Regions from separate parts of the Mus musculus genome. Here region 1 is linked to region 2. The links are chromatin contacts, found by Hi-C or POLR2A ChIA-PET in ENCODE. All regions are on one chromosome and are shown on one strand. Each heading gives the region's core, a stretch centred on a gene start or an enhancer-like site at or near the end of the contact. The rest is flanking DNA. Distances are from core to core; before and after follow the strand shown.

Region 1 (2,700 bases), core at 63-2,562, 42 kb after region 2:
CATGTGCCAAGGGTAGTTCTCCACTCCATGTGCTCTGCCTTCCCCATGACGACAACTCAGCCAATGGGCTGCAGCCAATCAGGGAGTGACACGTCCTAGGCGGAGGATAATTCTCCTTAAAAGGGACGGGGTTTCGCCATTCTCTCTCTTGCTCCTGAAGATGTAAGCAATAAAGCTTTTGCCGCAGAAGATTCCGGTTTGTTGCATCTTTCCTGGCCGGTCGCAAACGCGTGCAAGACACACACGTTAGTCTGGGCCAGGGGCTGGGTCAGGGAAGAGTATGTAACTTAAAATGTAAGCTATACATCAAGATCAGGGCTGAAAAAGATGATTGTGTGAGAAATCCAAGGCTTAGTAAGGTTGGTTGCATTGCTACCTTAAAGATAGGTCAAACTCAAGCAGGTTGAGTACACTGGAGGCTTACAGGCTAGGTCCGTAGTCTTAAGGAACTCAAGGTATATTATTAACTCAGCTTCAAGGTCCAGTAAAAATTCATCCTCTTTGGGGTCAAGAGATATTTTCAGAAAAATGCTTTCACCACACTCATATATTTTATATAGTCATTTATATGTATACAACAGTAACATAAATATAATAAAGTAGTTATAGCAGGTATAATTTATAGCATAATAAATATTATAGATTGACATACAGTATATCTTAATAGTATGTTTACATAGGCATATTCATAATTATATTTTATATTTATACACATGCATATTTTTCCATTTTTATAGGTTGACTATAAATGTAGGTGCAAATTTGGAAAACCTCCACACAAAATTAGCCATGACCGTTGAAGGAGAGAGTAGGGTTGGGGAAACTCTGCAAGAGGCTGTGTTACGTTTGAATTTCTTGTATGTCTAAAAGTAGGTCTGTACACACGAGTGTAGTGCCATTGTGGGTGAGAGAGGCATTGGAAGTACTGGAGCTGGAGTTAGAGGAGACCGTGAACTGTCATATGTGGGTGCTAGAACCCCAACTGGAGTCTTCTGCAAGAGCAATACACTAATTGCTGACCTATGTCTCCAGCCCAGAATTTAAATCTCTTACAATTTGAGTATTGCTATTTTTAAGTGCCTCACAGAGTCATATCCCAGATGATTTGTTTCCTATATTACTTACAGTTCAGAATGAGAAGCACTAGGTAAGTCTTCCCTTGTCTGAGAATGAAATGAGAGGAGGGGTTTCTAAGTCCTCAGTCCTGGTCCCGCTGCTGACAGGTCACCCTGAGAACAGCCCTGGTGTGCCTGACCTGCCAACATAACACTAGTCCTCCTGTGTTCCCCTCACAAGACACAGTTCCTGGGATCTGAAGTGAACTGGCAGGAAGCCAGCTTGGTCACACTCCAGACTGCTCAGCAAAGAGGAACTTCTGTGGTAAAAATAGAAGAGGAGGAGAGTACACACCGCTTATATTCTAGCTTATCTTGTAACATCCCTGGGAGTCTGTTGATGTGAGTCTTGAAACTGCAGAGACCCCAAGGGAATGGACCATTGCTCCTGAACACAGCCAAAGCCTGCATCTCCTTCATCTATCTCTTTTGGAAAAGTTTACCTGCCTGTACTATCCTCCTAGCTTCGCCAGTCACATGAGAACCGAAGGGGGTGACTGATACCCTGATAACACCAACCACTGCAGGCTCCTTCTCAGAAAGGACAGCACAAGTGTGCTGCCAGAGATTTGCTAGTACAGGCACATTCCAACCCAGTCAACACTTTTGCAGACTAATGTATAATAATTCTTTAATAAGGATGTCTATTCACTTTCAATGACAAGAACATCAGATTTGCAGATCAAAATTTCTAACCAATACTGTTTTATGCACAGCATCCAGGTATGACTGATAAACTTTCTGTTGTGTATGGTAGAACCAAAACAAAGTAGCAGCTCCCTTCTCTAATGATTAAAAGGAGCATGGTTACAAATGGGTTATTTGTAACAATGGCCTGTGGATGTCTTTGATACTCTTCATAGTTTCCCTAATTTCCTCATAAGCACCTAGACATTGGTCCATTTGGGACTGTGTGGTGCATATAACACTATTCCAAACTGTTAGTGGAGGTTGAGCCATGGGTTCCTATTGCGTCCCACTCAACTGGCAAGAAAGACGCAACAAACCGGAATCTTCTGTGGCAAAAGCTTTATTGCTTACATCTTCAGGAGCAAGAGAGAAAATGGCAAAACCCCGTCCCTTTTAAGGAGAATTATCCTCCGCCTAGGACGTGTCGCTTCCTGATTGGCTGCAGCCCATTGGCCGAGTTGTCGTTTTGGGGAAGGCAGAGCACAAGGAGTGAAGAACTACCCTTGGCACATGCACAGATTATTTGTTTACCACTTAGAACACAGGATGTCAGCGCCATCTTGTAACAGCGAATGTGAGGGCGGCTCCCCACAGGTTCCAGGTTAAAATGTAGCTGTTGGCCTTAGTATCATGCACCATTCTTCCTAGGATTAGATGCTTTCTATTATATACTCAACAAAAGAGGCTGCCATTGGCTCTGTGGTAATAGATTCAGTGAGAAGGTTTGCAACTGTTTGACATCCTTCTCCTCCAAGCACCAGACAGGGGAGGTGGCAGCCATTCAATCTCAGTGTTCTTTCCCATTGTTCTCATTTCCTTTCTGTTACTGTGATGAAACATGCTGGCTAAAAACAACTAAGGAGATGAAAGGCAGTATTTGGCTTATATTTCCAGG
Region 2 (2,700 bases), core at 23-2,522:
CATAATATAAACATATATATATATGCGTGTGTGTGTGTGTATTCCAAAATTATTCATTAAGACACCAGTGGAAACTCATTTGATTGGTAAAAATACGACTTTTCCACACAGGACATAGCTAGCTAAAATATTTTCATTACGTTTGAAAGCCTTTAGGTCCTAACGTTTAGGGCATACGCACCGCACTTGTCCTGTGGGCAATGAACCTTGCTCAACGTGTATGTGCCTCTGCGGTTTTCAGGACTGAAATGCTTACTGGTTTCTGCTAAGTGAAGGCTGGGTAGTGATATTCTTTGGACTCTGAGACAGATCTTCTCAGTGTTCTTAGTCTATGCGTCCTAGTAACTACTTCTGTTGCGAGCGTCTTGTGTAAGAAGGAAATACCACTGAGTGCTTTCCATATCTTTAAACTGACATGAGGTGTCAGAAGATTTCGGGGCACGGGGTAAAAAGTGAATGCTCTGGTTGATCTCTCCCTGGCCACCATTGACCTGGCACTGGGAATTTGTTTCTCTCAGCGCCACTCCTGGCTGATGCCCCACCCTCCCTGCTACAAGTGAAGATTCTTAGGGACAGAAGCTAGCTCAGGATTTGGGGAGGATTTCAGTTGCTTGTGCATGCTGACACGTGCTTATATTTGAAAAAACAAAAACTGTGTAAAGTAGATAGAAAGGGTAGATGTGTGGGGAACACACTAACTGGGGCAAAGGGAACTGAAGTTATCAACACCAAAGCTACCCGGATTAAGAGACAGCCTCCGCAACCTAGAGTGAGCCACTGGGACCTGCTGGTCACCCAGCCTGAACCACCAGAGCACAGAACATTTGCGTGTCTATGGCAGCAAGAGCCAAGGTCCAAAGGTAGATCCGGGCAGGAAGTGTAGGATCTGCCTGTGGAAGCCAGGGACAGACGCTCCCAGGTTTGAACCCACAAGTCCTTACATTTTAGGGCCCATCATTTATTTCACAGGCTATTGGGATGTCCTGGGCACGGTGCTTGGAGCTCAAGTGTAGCCTTAGCCATGCTCCTTACACTGTGTTAATTTAGGGCAGAGCACAGGCTGGCGCTGGAGTGTCCACAGGTGTGTGCGCTGGGCTGGCGGCAATCTGGTGGGACTGCAGGCGGCTGGAGGCACAGGCACGCCCACCCTGGCGACGAGCCCGGGGCGAGCCTGAGCTCTGCCGCCCGGGTGACCCAGCAGGTCGGGGCGGTGCGCTCTGAGTCACCGGAATCAAGGTGTGGCTGGAGCGCCGCTCCCCCGCCGCCAGCCCGGGGGCCGCGTCTTCGGGGGAGCCGCCTCTTCCTTTAGTCGCGGTGTCAGCGCTCGCAGGACCACTCTTGGCCGCTGCTCCTGCCCGGCGTTCCTCCGCTCCGCGCCCGCCGCCACCGACGACATGCTGCGCTGCGGCCTGGCCTGCGAGCGCTGCAGGTGGATCCTGCCCCTGCTGCTGCTCAGCGCCATCGCCTTCGACATCATCGCGCTGGCCGGCCGCGGCTGGCTGCAGTCTAGCAACCACATCCAGACATCGTCGCTTTGGTGGAGGTGTTTCGACGAGGGCGGCGGCAGCGGCTCCTACGACGATGGCTGCCAGAGCCTCATGGAGTACGGTGAGTGGCCGCCGCCTCCGGGAAGCCCTTGGGGGCCTGAGCTGTGGTAGCAGCTGGAGCTGATCTTTAAAAGGTCAGGGGTAGTGGGTGTTTCAAAGTCCGCTTAGAGTTCAAACTTCAGAAGCAGCAGTTTTGGGTGACCCGAATCAGGCTCAACCCTGAAAGACTCCAACTCATTTAAAAGTAAAGTTTCTCAGTTACCAGTGCAAACTGATGCCAGTCATTGCAAAGTACGTATAAAAATAAATAATATGCCAGGGTGAATTCATTTCATTTCATCTAACTTAAACTTTTTTTTTTTAATCTTATGAGAAAGTCCTTTCAGGCCAAGTAGGAGCAGTTATGATTTAGATAGATATTTCAGTATCTTAGCTGTGGAGCTGTTTCATGTTCATTCTTGTTCTGGGGAGTGGCCTTCGTTGAAAAGTGAATGTTAAGGAAGTTTATCTGAGTCTGATTTAAAATCGGAGAAGTAAACACTTCACTGAAGTTGAGTTGCCACTTTTAACACATCGCAGGGAAACTCTGTACACATCGCAGGGGAACTCTGTTTGCCTCTGCCAGGGAAAGGCCCCAAGTACTTGATTTACAAGTTAGTAGTAGTCTTTGAAAAAACAAAACCAAGAAAAGCCTTTTCTCCCTCAAGCAAGTGTCCCTCCTGTTTAGGATGGAGACAGTAGTGACCAGCAGTGTGTAGGGAGCAGTGTGCAGGCTTTACGGGTCAGTTTGCCCCCTTTAAAGGAAGCAAGTTACTTTTTTTGTTTTCATTCATTTTCTAGATTAACCATAACTTGATTCTTTTCCTAAAGCACCCAGGACTTCTGCCAGACGCTGTTTGGTTTGGGTTCTGGCCCTTATCAGCTTTTTCTCCCTGGAAGAACTTCCTCAGACAGGGAGGCAGGCAATAAAAGGAGAAGACTACAGATATTCCTGCTTGTTTTAAAAGGCCTTTGCTCTACCTAAAAACAGGCATAAATGCTTGGCTTACAGGACTTTCTATTGCTTCGAATCTTTTAGTTCTTACAGGCATTGTGCTGCCTTGGAATAACCTAGCTGTTTCTTAAAATGAATTCAAACTCAAGTCTTTCAGGG

The links. Hi-C counts contacts between places; a loop is a spot of excess contacts on that map. ChIA-PET counts read pairs that join two places held with the same protein, here RNA polymerase II (POLR2A).
Region 1: a loop to region 2 is called in a map of heart, with 4 times the contacts of the local background. The contact joins the enhancer-like site here to the promoter of Perp in region 2. A Hi-C loop is called at or near these places in 12 of 37 maps with a recorded cell type or tissue (ES-E14, Patski, T-helper 1 cell and 5 more). POLR2A ChIA-PET finds 5 or more read pairs at or near these places in 1 of 5 experiments (Patski).

The regions. Positions count from the first base shown.
Region 1 is chr10:18,885,786-18,888,485 of GRCm38, forward strand. No RefSeq gene overlaps it. Among named protein-coding and RNA genes, the nearest start is that of Perp, 42 kb to the left of the region's middle. Within about 2 kb of position 1,313, at least 2 of the 3 ENCODE cell types and tissues checked have a DNase peak (open chromatin) inside an H3K27ac peak, as active enhancers do; they include heart, where a contact is called at or near this core.
Region 2 is chr10:18,843,799-18,846,498 of GRCm38, forward strand. Perp (PERP, TP53 apoptosis effector) reads left to right here and starts at 1,273. Exons shown (of 3, transcript NM_022032.4): 1 at 1,273-1,608. The coding sequence starts at 1,395.